Linked DNA regions of Mus musculus: region 2 is linked to region 1. Evidence: chromatin loops called from intact Hi-C (ENCODE). Cell type or tissue: heart. All regions are shown on one strand.

Region 1 (8,000 bases):
GCACAGGGTCTTTGGTGGAAACAAACTTAATTTCTAATATAGTAGAACACTCACATTTCCTGGTAGCAAGGAAGAGACCTAAGAGAATTTTAGGGAAGTCCTAAGAATAGCAGACTTTGCTTCCCTTGAAACCTAAATTTTTGAAAAACGATTTTGTTTAGAATAACTTACTATATTTGTTAATGCTTACATTTGATGGAGGGAGCAAAGTTGCATAATTGAAAATATTCCAAGCCCTTCAGAGATCAAGGGTGTCTATAGCTCACTTCCTCTGAGCTCATTTGATAAGAGTTTCTAGAGAGAAGAGAGAGGAAAACCTGTGGCTGCAAGGCCAGAGTAAAGAAAATGTGCTTCTTAATGTCTGATAGTGAAATGAAAGGTTTCTAGAAAAAAACAACCAAAAGATATGAGGGGAGAGGAGAGCTGCAGGGTGCAAGAAGCCCCCCTCCCCAGGGCCAAATTCGTTTGGAGGTGTAGAGCTAAATCTAAGGGACTAGGAAGGAATTGGCATGAGATCTGCCATTTTATTGGGTGTGCTGACACACCCCTATAATCCCAACACTCAGGAAACTGAGGCAGGACAGTGGAGAATTTGGTTCAGTTGGGCCATATAGTGAATTTGAGGCTAGTCTAGGCTGTATAACATGGGGTTGGGGGAAAGATCAATATAAGCATCTTTGGTCACTTTGTAGCCTAACTATCCTCACTGTACCATTTGAAAGTATAACGTTTCACAGCAAATAATTTAGGTGGTATTCCTACTTAAAAGTGTAGCCATTTGAAAACATTTTGCAAGCCATAAAGCACTATCTTAAGTACAGCAGGCTACAACCTTCTTTCCAGTGTGTCAGTATTTACAATTTATTCTCATGATTATTGTTGGCATTTATGATTTAGGAAGAGAAGGAAGCACAAGATCTTATGGTAGAATATTATACACCTAAAGCTTTTATGAGTGTGCCCCTTTGGTATTTCTAACAGAAATAGGTTCTTTGAGGAGTATTTCTGTTCCCAAACACCCATGACACCTCCTAATGGGAGTATAAAATCTGGAGGGATAGTAATCAATGACAACCCAGATCTCTGACTTCAAATCCTGTTCTTAGGGATGTATTGCCATTATCAGTCCTCACCGTTGGTGGCTTTTGTTCAGCACAGCAATGTGAAAGGCACTGTTCTGAGTACTCAGCCTGCACCACAACCTGATAGGTGTACTATCCCCATCCTGTCCTGTAGGGGATGAAGCTGGATCACAGAAAGTGTAATACATCACTGGTTATGTTGTCACTGCACTCAGGAGACTGGAGTAGGCCAGCAAGTTCCAGAGAGGGAGGGAATAAAGAAGAAAGAGTAAGTAACTTGTCCAACGTCATGAAAGTGACTAATGGAAAAGCCAGGAATCTACCTCAGGCTGCCTAGATCCAGAACCATTTACCCATTGCATTATACTGTCATCTCTTCTGATTGTGTGGTATGTATTTTTTGTGTTTATGTTTGTAAGCATGCAGTGGAGCCAAAAGTGTCTTTCTGATCCCATCTCCACCTTTGAACAGGGTCTCTTACTGAACCTGAAGGTCACTGATTGGCCTGGCCAGTCAGCTTTAGAGGCCTTCCAGTTTCCACCCCACCCATATTGTCATCTTTGATGGAATTATTAAAGAAATATGCAAAGATATATTTTACATGTTTCTATCAAGGCACTGGATAATAGAGAAAAGGACTGGAGGGAAATATTCATTAAAAAGGGATGTGTTCAGTTTAGATAGCCATTAAAAGCAAACGATCTGAATCTTTCAAAATGATGAAGAAAGATAATCTACATTTAAAAATCTGTATACAAAATGCATCCCTACTGCATAGTCTACATGTGTGTGAAAGGCACCACGCTGCGCTATCTCCCTACATGGGAAAGACATGTTGTATTCAGGGAATAGGCTTTTGTCAGCATGTATAATGTACTCTATTTTGGGTAAGAAAACATTCTTTTTTTTATTAGATATTTTCTTCATTTATGTTTCAAATGCTATCCCAAAAGTCCCCTATACCCTCCCCCCACCCTGCTCCCCTACCCACCCACTCCCACTTCTTGGCCCTGGCATTCCCCTGTACTGGGGCATATAAGGTTTGCAAGACCAAGGGGCCTCTCTTCCAGGTGATGGCCTACTAGGCCATCTTCGGCTACATATGCAGCTAGAGACACGAGTTCTGGGGGTACTGGTTAGTACATATTGTTGTTCCACTTATAGGGTTGCAGACCCCTTCAGCTCCTTGGGTACTTTCTCTAGCTCCTCCATTGGGGGGCCCTGTGTTCCATCCAATAGATGACTGTGAACATCCACTTCTGTATTTGCCAGGCTCCGGCATAGCCTCACAAGAGACAGCTATATCAGGGTCCTTTCAGCAAAATCTTGCTGGCATATGCTATAGTGTCTGGGTTTGGTGGCTGATTATGGGATTCTTAAAAGCCAGACATGAAGTTGTTGACATTCATTATCCCCTGGAGATAAAATTATGAGTGGTCACTTTCTGTTATGCTTTTGTGTTAAAATGTTTTCTAATTTTTAAAGCATGTACGTTTCTTACAGAAGTGCACAAGAAAACTAATAATTTTAATAGAAGAAGAAACACAAAAGCAGTAGAATATCAAGAGCTTTTTGTTAGTTTCTAGGACTTTAGACACAATACACACACACACATACACACACACACACACACATATGGTGTGGGCCTTGGCCCTCAAAGAGCTGACATTTATTCTGGAGGCTACAGACTCAAAATAGTCAGGTTTCTCTGGTTTACTGATATCGTCAGTTGTGAGGGACAAACAGAGGAGTGGGAACCTATGTAAGAGCACTTTCCATGTATACAGATGGGTTCTGGGTTCCTAGAGGAGGTGGGGCCTTCAGCTGGCTCTAAGGAACCATGGGGGAGCTTAGTCTGACTGACATAAACTCTGGTGCATTATTAATTCTGTTTTCAGAATTCTACTCTTAGACACTCAGTTAAGCCATTGGCTGCCTTCCTTATGTAGACAGACCCTCTCTGGGCTTTGGGGGACACTGCCTCGCCAGCTATGGTGACAGTGAGCTTCTTAAGCACTCTGTCACTGCCATGGAAGTAACCAGAGACAAGACAACTCATTCCAAAGGTGGCTTTTCTGGCCAGTTCCTGTCACCTCAGTCTGGGCTTCCTGACCACTTTTTTTTTTTCCAAGTCTTTTGGATCAAATAGAATACTCCCTAGTTGTAGAAGTCTCATTGTCTCACAGGTAACACAGGCTGGTTGTAGGCACCTCTTGGCTTTGGAATTCTAGAGAGTTTAGCAAACTTTCAGTGAGATACTTTTGTTTCTACTTTAAGCATAAAATAATGGATCACAGAAATAAATGTTCTTGGGTTATCTGGTCAGCTGGGATGCTTCCTCTAGAACATGGTCCTCTCTCTGTCGAAATGTCTCAAATGCTCATAGCAGCTGAAAGAAGAAAACGCTTGCAGCCTCCTCTTTCTCACCTCTTTCCCTGTCACTTTCCTGAACTATGAAGCAAGCTCAAGGGAAAGTATTCCCTCTCTCTCAAGGGTCCCTTCAGGGCAGACCAGTTCGAGTGTCCCCTGTGAACTTTGAGGTTGTCTAGAAATAGGGCCTTGATTACCACAGCTCTGCTGCTAAGAATGGGGCTCTGCAGCCCTCTAGAGCTCTGACTCCTCTCCTGACCAATATTTCTCCCTTTCTTTCTGGGACACCTATGCCTTGTTTTCTTCTTTGTTCAGAACCGCAAAAAGGAACTGTTTGTTTGACTATGGACTTCCTTTTTAAACTCCCCCACTGTTCCAAACCCATTGCTCTCTTCCTCTCCCAAAGAAGAAAGGAAAGCAAGCCACAATAATACTTCTGTAAATTTATGGCCACTCTGTAATGTTTAATCACATCTACGTGACTGGGGCCTTCAGAGCAGGCGCACAAGTTCAGCGCAAGGTGAATCTTGTGTGAGATAATCTGAAAGTTCATTCAGAGGTGAGGGCAGCGGCCTCTAGCAGACAGCGAGGTTAACAGGAGGTCACCTCCCCCCGCCCCCCTTCTGGTCTTCTCCTCTACAATGTGTAAACAAAAGGGAAATGTAACTTCCAATGAACCTGGCATATGTTGTGCTCACACTAATCTTGGCCCAGCCAACTGTAAACAGTCCAATCTCCTGTGACTGAGCCTTTCCACCCATTATTTGCCTGCTAGAGATGAAGAAGCACTACAAGAGATTGTAGACCAGCGCTACGTGAGCCAGCTCCTGGAACCAACCTTGGGAAAGCAGGGTTAGCACCAGAGGTGATGTTTGCTGCCAGGCACTCAGAGCTGGGTCAGGACACCATCCTTCTGTGGTGCTCTCAGTCCCAAGTCAGCAGGCCTCACTGAGTTCCTTCACTCCCTACCACACAGCTAACAAGCAAAGACAAAAATGGACATGCCCTCAAATTGCTCACAGCTGAGCGGCAAAAGTATCTGTGATATAACTGAAACAGGAGGATGGACAGGAGCTGTGCTGGCATCAGAAAGAGCTGAGGACAGTGTCTGCACAGGATGCAGACACTACCTCCATGTAGGGCTGTGCTACAGTGTTCAGCCCAATGCAAGTTCATCCATTGGGTGGAACTCTGTAGTTCAACCCACTCGGCCAAGAGAATTCTAAGTATATAGAGGCAGTTTTTAATGCCCAAGGTTAGGAGTATTCAACAGTTGACCCTGAACAGCCTAAAGAAAAAAAAAATAGGGGTGTAGACAACCCTCACTTATCATCAGCCCTGTGCCCGGAAGTCCAGAGCTGCTGGGCCAGAACTAATCTATATGGGGAGAGACTTCTGCTGTACTTCAGGTCTAACTTCTTGCAAATGGATGCATAATGGGTGCTTCCAGACTAGATGAAGGCTCAGCAAATTGTCCTGGGCAGTATATTAGTCAGCGTTTCTGTTGCTGTGATGAAACATAATGACCAACAGCAAGCTGTGGAGGAAAGGGTTTATTTGGCTTACACTTCTACATCATACTCCATCACCAAAGGAAGTCAAGGCAAGAACTCTAGGCACCTGGAAGGAAGACATGATGCAGAGGCCATGGAGGAGGGCTGTTTACTGTCTTACTTCCCATGATGTGCTCAGCCTACTTTCTTATAGAACCCGGGACCACCAGCCCAGGGATAGCACCACCCACAAAGGTCTGGTCCCTCCCTGCTTGATCACTAATCAAGAAAATGCCCTACATTTATGTTATGGAGGCATTTTCTCAGTTCATATTCCCTTCTTTCAGATAACTCCAGCTTGCATTAAGTTAACATAAAACTAGTTGGCACAGCAAGTATTTATCTTGAGTTAGCTTCTAGAACTCCTTGCTCATTAGCAGCTATACATAAAGTATAGAGTTTCATCATTTAGCTGTTGCTGATGGTAAAGGAAGTCAAAAGTACTGAACATCTAAAAAGACACACCCTTTAGCTGTAAAATCTCCTGGTTATTATGTTTGGTATCTCTCTGGGATCAGAAAATAGAAAACACACACACACACACACTTTCCTAAATTCCCATGGGTCTAGATCTGTGTATAGGTAGAAGCAGAGAGAAATAGACTGATATGACAGTTTTATAGTCTTCCAAAGGATACTAGGCCAAATAAATAGCTAGTAATTTCAGATAGACTATTGTACCAGCAAATGAAATGGTTCCCAGAGACTGGAAGACGGTTTTTGAAGATCTCTTCAAAGTATGAAGGATCTGACAGGAGAAAAGAAAAGAAGTCTTTCTAAATCAGAAAAAGTATAAGGTGTGGGGATGCTGCTATCTTCAGTGTCTGTACTGTCGTCTTTGCTGGTGCAGGCTGACATTTGCTAGATGGCAGGCTCTATAGAGCACTTCATCAAACCAAGTTATTTCCACTTTAAAGAAGTTGGTAATGGGTCCCAGAGCACATGAATTATGAGAAAGTATTAGAGGCATGAGCTGACTGCAGCCCCTAGGCAAGGTGTCAGAGATGGCCTCAGAACAGCTTTCTAGGACAGCATAAGGGAAGGCTTCATGGCCACCTGAACACCCTCTATCTCCACCTCAGAGTTGTGAATCATGCAGGGACAGGAATTGAAAAGCTAATGCAGAAACTTAGGTAAAGATGACATCTTCAAGTCAGAAACATGGACTGTCATAATATGGAAAGGACTAGACAAAGTGACTACCTAGAATAAGATTTTCCAGTTTTGTCTTGGTCTGTACTTTGTGTTGACTTTCTTGTAGACATGAGAGAGATCACAGGGGAAAGTATAAACTGTTCATCCTTATAGTGTCTAAACTTGGGATGCTCTCTTAAACCTCTCTACTGATGACCTGGCACTTGCTGAAGTCCTTCCTTAATGAAACTCAATTCCCAGGAACAAGTCATGTGACAAATGGTAATCTTCAGTGTCCAGATGGCTCTGGTCCAAAGAACATGGACAGGATGGAAAAGGGAGTTGTAGCCTGGGTGAGAGCCAGGGGCTTGATTTGCTGTTACATTGAAGCAGAAGTCAAAGAGGTTCCTGTCCCTGTTAAGTTCACAAAGGGCAGTGGAACCTTTGATTAATAATGACACCTCTGTGGTGGCTATGCTGACAACTGTGATAGCCAACATTCAAGTGTGCTTTCACTTACTGTACCTCTTTCAGGTCCTAATTTGATGGGAACGGGTTTTTTTTTTTAAAAAATTGGATATTTCATTATTTACATTTCTAATGTTTTCCCCTTTCCAGGTCTTCCCTTCAGAAACCCCCTATCCCATCCTCCCTCCCCCTGCCTCTATGAGGGTGCTCACCCACCCACCTACCCACTCTGGTCTTCTTGCCCTGGCATTCCCCTACATTGGAACATCAAACGCCCTCAGGCTCAAGGGCCTCTCCTCCCACTGATGTCCAACAAGGCCATCCTTGGGGGACAGGTTTTAACAGAAATTCATTAAATTTATGATTCAGAAATCCCTAGTGACTTAATGAACCTCCATAACGGGCCATGCTCTAATGAGGAGATAATAAATATACCGATTAAATGCTGGATCAAGATCCTCATACCTTCAAAAAGTATACATGCTTACTGCTCCAATCACATAAGAAGGTAGAGTCAGTTCATGTGTACAGATTTCTTCTCAGACTTCTGAGAACAAGTGGTTTAAAACTCTCCCATCCCAAGTTTCTTCTTTCTCCTAATTTCTCCTACCCAGCTCAGTTGCCGCCTAACAGGCATGTTGCTCCTAGGAGAATTTCAGAGGCAATATAGTCAAAGAAGGAAGCCCTGAGAGCAGAGCTTATCCTGCCGTGCCAACTGAGCCTTCCATTCCTTAGAAGAGTCTTTGAAGATGGATTCAATCCTAAGGATTCTAAAGTGGGAATATAACCCTCACTTCCTACTGCAGAGGAGGGATGGCTTGTGTGCATCTTCATTCTGGTCAACACAGGCTTCCCCACTGGGTCTTTAATGTGTGTTCCTGTGTGTTCTCTTCCAAGGATAGAAGGACCCTTTTAGTCTACTCACTCAGGTCTAGGTCTGGACTGATACCTGCATTTTCCTTGTGTCACTTGCTATGAATCAAGTTCAGGAGTTGCTTACAACACTGGCCTGACATTTTTACATCATACAGTGTGGTGACAGTCTTCTTACCACACTCACCTAACCTGCTATCTGCCCTGAGTGCCAGCAGACATTAATTACATTCCCTTGCCACTCAGAACACACTTGGGCAACTCTTCACCAGAAACAAGCTGAGAAGTATATTGTAGTGTGCTTTGATATTCTTATATCCTGGAGAGTACTATTTAACATTTTGATGAATAAACAAATTTGGACTGATCAAAATGGATAGGTCTAGAAATTATAAGGATGGATAAAAAGGTAACCTGTGGAAAGTTATAGTGGTGTGTGTGTGTGTGTGTGTGTGTGTGTGTGTGTGTGCGCGCGCGCGCACATGATATAAGAATCCATAACAGATGCCAAGTAGTCATG
Region 2 (8,000 bases), 97 kb before region 1:
CTTTGTAGCCCCAGCAGTTACTTTCAATCTGCATTAAATGTTTTTAAAGCTGAATGAACAAGCCTATGACATTGCATCAGATCTCCTGAATGAAGCTTGTTGGCAAGGCACTTCCACACTGAGCCATCCCAAGATATCTGGGCTTTTTTTAGAGTGAGCTGGGGATATTCCCTCTAGGGCACTTATTCCCCAACTTCTTCCCTGCATCTAAAGTAAACACAGTGCATTTCCATTGCAGATGCAGGGCTTGCCTTAAAAACAACAGTAGTGTCTAAAGAGCTGCCTGTCCATTTCTTTCTGGTTGTGGAATAGATTATGGTGCTATTTCTGTTAAGGTAAAAGGAATCAGTAACTTGAGTTAGTCTCCACTTAGAACCAGAAAACAGTTCAGAAACCTTTGTCCAGCTTCACTTCCTATTTTCTATTGTGTCTTGATCCTACTCAATAAAAATTTTGTTTTGAAATAAAATATCTATTTCTAATGAACATTATGTTATTCCTAAAATGAACCTTCCCTCTGTTAATTATTTAAATGCTAGTCTTAGTAGAAAGTCCACTTACATCAATGGATGATTCTGTGACCTACCACACATTAAAATATACTTTGATTCACAGGCTAACCATTCTAAACTACTGACTAACTGGGGGACTTTACCAGAGGCAAGTAGGAGTTGGGCAGCTCCATGTTTCAAAAGGCCCCAGGTGCAAGTTATCATTTCTTATCACAAACAAGAAGTTGTTAGCATAAAACTACCTCCCACAAGTGCTTCTTCATATTAGTCCTTCAACTGCTGGAATGTGAGGGACTTTTAGACAGTTTATAAGATTATATTTATTGTATTATTAACATTGTTGTTGTGAGAGGCTTTTAGACAGTTTATAAAATTATATTTATATCATTGTTGTTTATAAGATTATATTTATTATTATTATTATTATTATTATTATTATTATTATTATTATTATTATTGGCAGGCCCTCACCATGTAGCCCAGGTTGGATTTGTACTCTGGATCCTCAACTTCCTGAGTGCTGGAATTATGGAAATGCATTGCCATGCCTGGCACAAAGATTCCTGGAGAATAGTACTAGGGGCTGTATAGGAGGGGAATGAGTTCATGAAAGAGAGTCTTGGTGGTGGGCATCAGAGGGAAGTGTTAAGACCCCTTCATCAGGTGTCTTAGTTACCTTTCTATTGCTGTAAGAGCATGACTAAAACAACTTATAAAAGAATGCACCTAATTGGTGGCTTGCCTACAGTTTGAGAGGGTGAATCCTTGACCATCATGGCGAGAAGCATGGCATCAGGCAAGCAGGTACAGCACTGGAGCTGTAGAGGAGAGTTTAGAACAGATCTACAAATTGGAGGCAGAGAAAAGAAGCTGGGTCTGGCGTGGGCTTTTGAAACTTCAAAGCCCAACTATAGTGACACACCTCCTCCAACAAAGTCATAACTCTTAAACTTTCCCAAAACAGTTCCACCAAACTAGAAATTAATCAGCTAAATATATGAGCTTATAGGGCCATTTTCACTCAAACCATCATAGGAGGGAGCTGTCTAGGCCAATAATTGTGTTTGTAGAAGCCCTTCCCAAGCACTGTTGCTTGGCAGGGGTCCTTTTCAATTATGTGTGAATGTGAGTGTGTCAGCCTGCAAGTTCAGGCATCATCTGCCCCAGTCAAAAATAAATAGGTTGATAAATTGTGGACTATGAGACTCATATGGATAGTAGGTCTGGAAGGAAAGGTCTTGCTGTGTCTGACCCATGACCTATAGGCCACATAGGGCAGCTCTGAATGTGGCCCCACAAAAATCATAACTTGTTTAAAACTTTATGATACTTGTTTGCTATTGTTTGTAATCCAGATGTGCAGTTCTTCTATTTGAATATTTGATGGCAACACCATGTTATAATGCCAAAAGTGTGGGCACTCCTAAGCCTTAAAGCAGCCTGTCCTGGTAAAGACAATCCGCACCACTAAGCTAGGGCGTGTAGAGAGAGATGACAGAGCAACTGTGAAATCCAGATTGCGAGGTCATGGTAGCACATCTGACTACCTGCACATATCTCTCTGTTCTCGCTGTCATCAGAAGTCCTTCCTGCTGGCCATAATTTGTGTTGTGACATAGGCACAGCAAGCAGTTGAGTACAGATGCCAATTTCCAGATTCAGGAAGCATTATCTTATATTTACCATCATGCTTCACACCATTGAAGGGTGAATAGAATACAGTGAAGGTGACAGGGCCCTTCTCTATAGACTTGGGTTTTTCTAGCCACTCTGGCTTGAAAGCATGCTTTTCAGCTTTCTGCTCTTCCTGTAGTCACTCTTCGGGTAGTCCTGGTGCTTCCAGGAGATGTCACTTTCATTAGCTCATTTGTGTGTGTGCAGCCACACTTGTTCAATTTTAAGTACAGCTGCAGAACTTCCTGCAAGATCCCCAGGCAAGGATAATTATGCTATACTTTGCTATTCAGATTCTCAGGAAAGGACTTTTAGCTTGAGGTAACACCAACCTAGCATTAAAATGGTAACTAACTTCAACAAGGTGGTCTTTGGGTCTTTGGAAACAGTTTTTTTGTTGTTTTGATGAAATAATATGTTTTGCCGACACCTGTGCCCTTCAAGATTATGCCTCCTACATCAAAGGAAACTGATAGCAAATATATCCTGTTCCTTATGTGGTAGATCTTCATATGCTGCTTATAACCTTATAAAAACTATGACTGGCTCAGCATAGGTCATGATAGGGCACAGTGATGAGGTCTTTTTGTAGAACCCCCTTCTAAGCACTGCTGTTTGGCAGGGCTCCTTTTTGACTGTGTGTAAACCTGAGTGCCAGCCTGCACGCTCAGGAGTCACCTGCCAGTCAGAGACAAATAGGTTGATGAGGGAAGGACGTTTTCTGCTCAGTATCCTCTTGCCATAGAGGAGTACTAGTTACAAAAGTCTGTACAGAATTGCTTTAGGGAGGCTGAGAATTGAAGAAGAAAAACTGCTAGTAAAGGACAACTACATGAAAGCCATGGTAGTTTACCATTCGTTCATTCATTCAGTAAAGGCTGGGTCCTTGAAGGGAAACTGGAAGATCAGGTGAACTCTGCAATGTATCTTCTAGTGTTTGATTTCCTCAGATGATGAAGAGACCTACTTTCTGGCAGTAGGTCATAAGGCCTTGGTTCTTTGTGGGGTGGCATTTGGTAGATAGTTAGCTTTTGGCCTGTTTGATGGTTCTTCCTGTGAATCATTTGTGTGCCTGGCAACACTGCTTATGGATGTCTTATGTTATGGACCTTCCTAGGGTTCTTTTATTGTTTTAATGACAAATACATGATGACAGAAAGCCAAGTTCTTTTGGTTAGGTAGGTTAGGAGAAAGCTCTTTTGGGTGCCCAGAAGCAAAACAGCAGACTTTTAGAATATTTCCCCATGAAAAATCTGTTAGGTTTGGCCTTCTAGCTAGGGGGCCTCCCTAGTTATCATCTTCTTTTATTGCTTTCACCCCACCTGGCCATAGACAGGAGTTAGCTTGACTGTCCACATATTTTACTGCAGCTTGGAAGAGTACAGAAGACCTTTTCTACTGCGTGGTAGAACAGAAATTTCCACAAATGGATCTGGTCTGCCACAACCCTGGGATCTTTACATCAGCAGGGCCACCATAATTTACCTTGGGTGTGGTGATAGCATCACTCTCCAGACCTCCCTACCAGGTCTGTCAGCACAGAAGTCAGGGCTATATTCCATTTCTGATTGTGAGCAAAGCCCTAACAATCATAGTATAGAAGCTTCCTGGTGGCTTCTGCCTTAGTCCATAGAGTGTGTCACTGAGCTCCTTCTGCTTCATCTTAGATGCCTGGTGTCTTAGTTAGGCTTTTACTGCTGTGAACAGACCACCATGACCAAGGCAACTCTTTTAAGGACAACATTTAATTGGGGCTGGCTTACAGGTTCAGAGGTTCAGTCCATTATTATAAAGGAACATTATCATCAAGGGAACATGGCAGCATCCAGGCAGGCATGGTAGAGGAGGAGCTCCGAGTTCTACATCTTCATCTGAAAGCTGCTAGCAGAATACTGACTTCCAGGCAGCTAGGATGAGGGTCTTAAAGCCTACACCCACAGTAACACACCTACTCCAACAAGGCCACACCCACTCCAACAGGGCCATGCCTTCTAAAAGTGCCACTCTCTGGGCTGAGCATATACAAACCATCATACCTGGGGAGCCTGCAAGATAGCCTGAGGAATTCCACTATGTTCTGATTCCCTTTTTTAAAAAAGGCCAATTCAGGTGCTCTTCCCCATATTTAATACCTGGCATGTATATGCATACCTACAAATTTGAAACTTTGGGGTTTTTTGACACAGTCCCAACTTTAAGAAGAGAGGTAGGAGATTCATCACAGATGTGTCTCCCTGTGAGCAGTGTTGGAGGTTGTGTTGACGCTAGCTGAGTGAAAGCACCGTGGTTCTGAATACTGACCTGAGGTCTGCTAGCTCTACTATCTAGGGTCAGACTGGAGAACACTCAGTCCAAAGAGGAAGCAGCAGAGCCAGGCCTGAAACTTGTCTCACACCTACATCACTGAATCTCTGACAGCCACTGGAGGGCAGCAGTGAGAGACAGCAAAGGTCTAGATTTAGGGAATTGGGGCATATTTCATTTTGGGGAAAATAAAACGAAACAGCAACAACAACAAACCTTTGCTATAAACTATTCCAAGCTCCCTAGACTCCTGGGGTGCAAGTGCCCAAAAGAATCCAGAGAGCCCTAACTTAAAGATTTCTTCTAGGCAAGTTCAGAAACCATGAATGGATAAAGGAATAAAGACTGGTGAGAAAGGAGAAGCAAATGGCTTCAGTGAAGGAAGGAAACCAGAAGGACAGTCTACATCCTTACAGTCCATCACAGGGTGGACAGAGCACCATGGTACAGCCACACTGTTTTGAGCTTAGTGTGCTTGCTTCCTGATGCACTAAGACAGTTCCAGACTCCATGGGGGATATCAAGACCTAAGGGGTAAGCTGAAACAGAGCAGTCATACAAACGAGAAAGCGCAGAGTAGAGTAGAGGAGCAAAGGCAAGTTACAAAGGTTGGTTCTCTGAGGCAGTGGACCCAGGAAGAAGGGTGTCCTTTCCAAGAGAAGATAACAGCAAGCAGGGGCCTGCAGAGGCAACAGGTTTGTGTATAAGCAGCCATACCCACGGGTGGACCATTTTTTACAGTAGCTCCTTCTTGATTATCCTGTATTATTTCTTTCCTGGTCTGTTGATTTCCAGGGATAAAACAACTCACTGAAGTTATAGGAAAAGAAAGATGATAGGACAGTCTAAGAGAACTCTTACTCTGAAGTAAAATCGAACTTGACTATGAAGCCTTCCTAGATAGTATTTCTTTGGAAAGACAGCTCTCCTTCCTCTGATACCCTCAGCACCCCCACCCTCTTTTAAATACTGGTAAAACTCACAGGAAATAACCAGTAGGGAAAAAAATTACAAAAACAAATACAAAACAAACAACCAAAAAAGCTTGACTCCTAGTTTTTATATAGCAACTGAGATATATTCAGTTAATCTAGAAACTCAATATCTGTTTTAGGAGGCCAGCAAAAGGCTGTGTTTCCGAGGCTTATGGTGGCCAAATGGTCAGCAGTGTCTCAAACCTCTTAGTTTAGGAACTCTTAATTTTTCTCTTCTCTGTGGTTGAGTATACTTTCTCGAACTTGTACTGTTGGCAAGGCAGCATGATGTCAAGAAGTTTGGAGCTGGGCACTTGTAGGTTACTAGCTGTGATATTTAATTAAATTATTGATCTTAAATGTAATTTTTGACCTACAAAACAAAAGTCTTTAACTTACAAAGTTTATAAGATTGGTGTAAGTATTAAGTAAGATAATATAATCATGGCATTTAATGCTTGGTTAGCGTATACCTGAGTTAGTAGGACTGTTACTATCTAGCCATTGTTACTCCTGTTTTATGGTGTCTGTGTAGGCACAGCATCTACAGTCTACATCAGGCGACCCCTTTGTTGCTGTCTTCTCATGTTCCGAGACTCCTGGTGAGTGAGAAATTGAGAATAGCAGCTATTAAATGTTCTCAGCTCTGCTAAGCACAGTGATGACTGAAAAGAACATGAATCTGGCTTTCTCTTGCCTATAATCAATTACAAGTTGGTGGCTTTGGTTATTTGTGTGTGGGGGTGCATTAAAAGATATTTATTTAGAAAAAAGACAATTGCATATTAAAATAATTTTAAAGATATAAAGTAAAGCTAATCCCAGTAAAATTGTACTTTTGTGAGCCTCCCTCTGGTCTTTATTATGTGTGTATTATAATACCTGTGTCATTTTATTTAAGTTTTTAAATTTAACATAACAAACATTTTAAACTGTTTTAAAACTCTTAAAAATCAGTTTAGTGAAGGTATAATTTGTTTCCAATGAAATGTGTGGGGTTTTTTATTTTGGGTAAGTATACATTCTCCTATGAGCACCAACTCCTATGAGCACCAATTCTGTTGTGCATAGAATCTCTTTTGCTTCTCTGAAGTTGGTCCATCTCCTGGACCACAGGCAGTCACTCAAGTGTATTTTGAAAATTCTAGAGTTGATACTCTTTAGTGTACTCTGTCTGGCTTCTGTAGTTCCGCATGATACTTGGTGATGTCTTCACAGGGATAACTGTTTCAGTGGTTCTTCTTTTTATTGAGGAATTAAGTTTTTTACACTGATCTGTTATTATTTAGCTGTTAATCTGTTCATTTTTGTGCACATTGTTTTTGATTTGAACTATGTGGTAGTTTAAATAAGGATTATCCCAAATAGTCCCTGGCATTTGAGTTCTTGGTCTCTACTTGGCTGTGCTGTTTGGGTAGGTTTGGGAGCTGTAGCTCTGATACAGGAATAGTGTAGTGGGGTGTGGCTTTCAGAGTTTAAAGCCTCTTGTCACTTGCACTTCTCTCTGCTTCCTGGTTGAGGATGTGACTTCTCAGCTCCATGCTGTGGCTGCTTGTCTCCCTCTGGAATGATCCAAAATAACCTTCATCCATAAGTCACTTTGGTCAAGGCATTTTATCACAACCCCAGAAAAGTAACTAATTCAGGTCACTGTAAACAAAGTTGCTAAGATTGTTACCGTGGAAGTGTTCATGTGGATGTAGGCTTCATGATTAACCTTGTTCTTTTAAAATTTCAAACTGCTCTCTGTTAGACCATTTTCCGTTCTCACCATCATGAATAAGAATGCAGGTCGTCCCACGATCTGATTACCACTTCAGATCATACTGTGATCTCTCTGACATCACAGTTTTGTCTTTTCCAGCATGCTGTATGGTAGTTATGCTTTGATTCACTCAGCATATTGCCTTTGGAGTTTCCCCATACTGGGGCCTATGTTACTTATTCACTCATCGCTATCATCTAATAGTATGTATTCATATGTATGATCTGCTTACTCATTTACCGGTTGATTAGTATTTGGTTTACTTCTATGTTGGGGGTATTATGAATAAATCTATAATAAACAGGAGTATATGGGATTTTGAGTAAACATATATTCTTATTTCTTCAGAGTAAGTATTTGAGAGTAGAATTACTAAATCAATAAAAGTATATTTTAACTTTATCAAAGGTTGTTTATCAATCTACTTCCCAAAGAGACTTATTCATTTTGCATCCCTACCAGCAATTCATCGGGGTTACAGTCTTTCTATACCTTTGCAGGTATTTGATAGTGCAATGGTTCATTTTGACACTTTAAAAAAATTACTACATTATGTGTGTGAGTGTGTGTTTGTGTGTGTGTGTGTGTGTGTGTGTGTGTGTGTGTGTGTGTGTTTGTGTGAGCATGTGTGGTTGTTAGAGGACAAGTTCTTGTAATTGGTTCTTCTTCTACAGTACAGGTCCTGGGACGGGGTCATCAGACTTGAGAGCAGGCACCATCATTCACTGACCCATTTTATTTTTCTGATATTGTTAAAGTAAAATTTTTATC

What was found. Peaks named below come from ENCODE experiments on the same cell type or tissue, not always from the same donor. Only the 100,000 strongest peaks of a DNase experiment are listed, where the experiment ranks them.
Region 2: a loop joins it to region 1, with 2.0 times the contacts of the local background. A loop is called at or near these places in 4 of 42 quality-filtered maps.

Annotation. Positions count from the first base shown.
Region 1 is chr6:84,636,865-84,644,864 of GRCm38, reverse strand. The region is part of intron 20 of Exoc6b (exocyst complex component 6B); the gene reads left to right. Among named protein-coding and RNA genes, the nearest start is that of Cyp26b1, 47 kb to the right of the region's middle. In heart, a CTCF peak has its summit at 3,693; DNase peaks (open chromatin) are centred at 4,124 and 6,484; H3K4me3 peaks cover 319 bases; H3K27ac peaks cover 740 bases.
Region 2 is chr6:84,733,731-84,741,730 of GRCm38, reverse strand. All of the region lies in intron 20 of Exoc6b (exocyst complex component 6B), which reads left to right. Among named protein-coding and RNA genes, the nearest start is that of Cyp26b1, 140 kb to the right of the region's middle. In heart, a CTCF peak has its summit at 4,608 (motif pointing right); no DNase peak of the experiment used is centred here.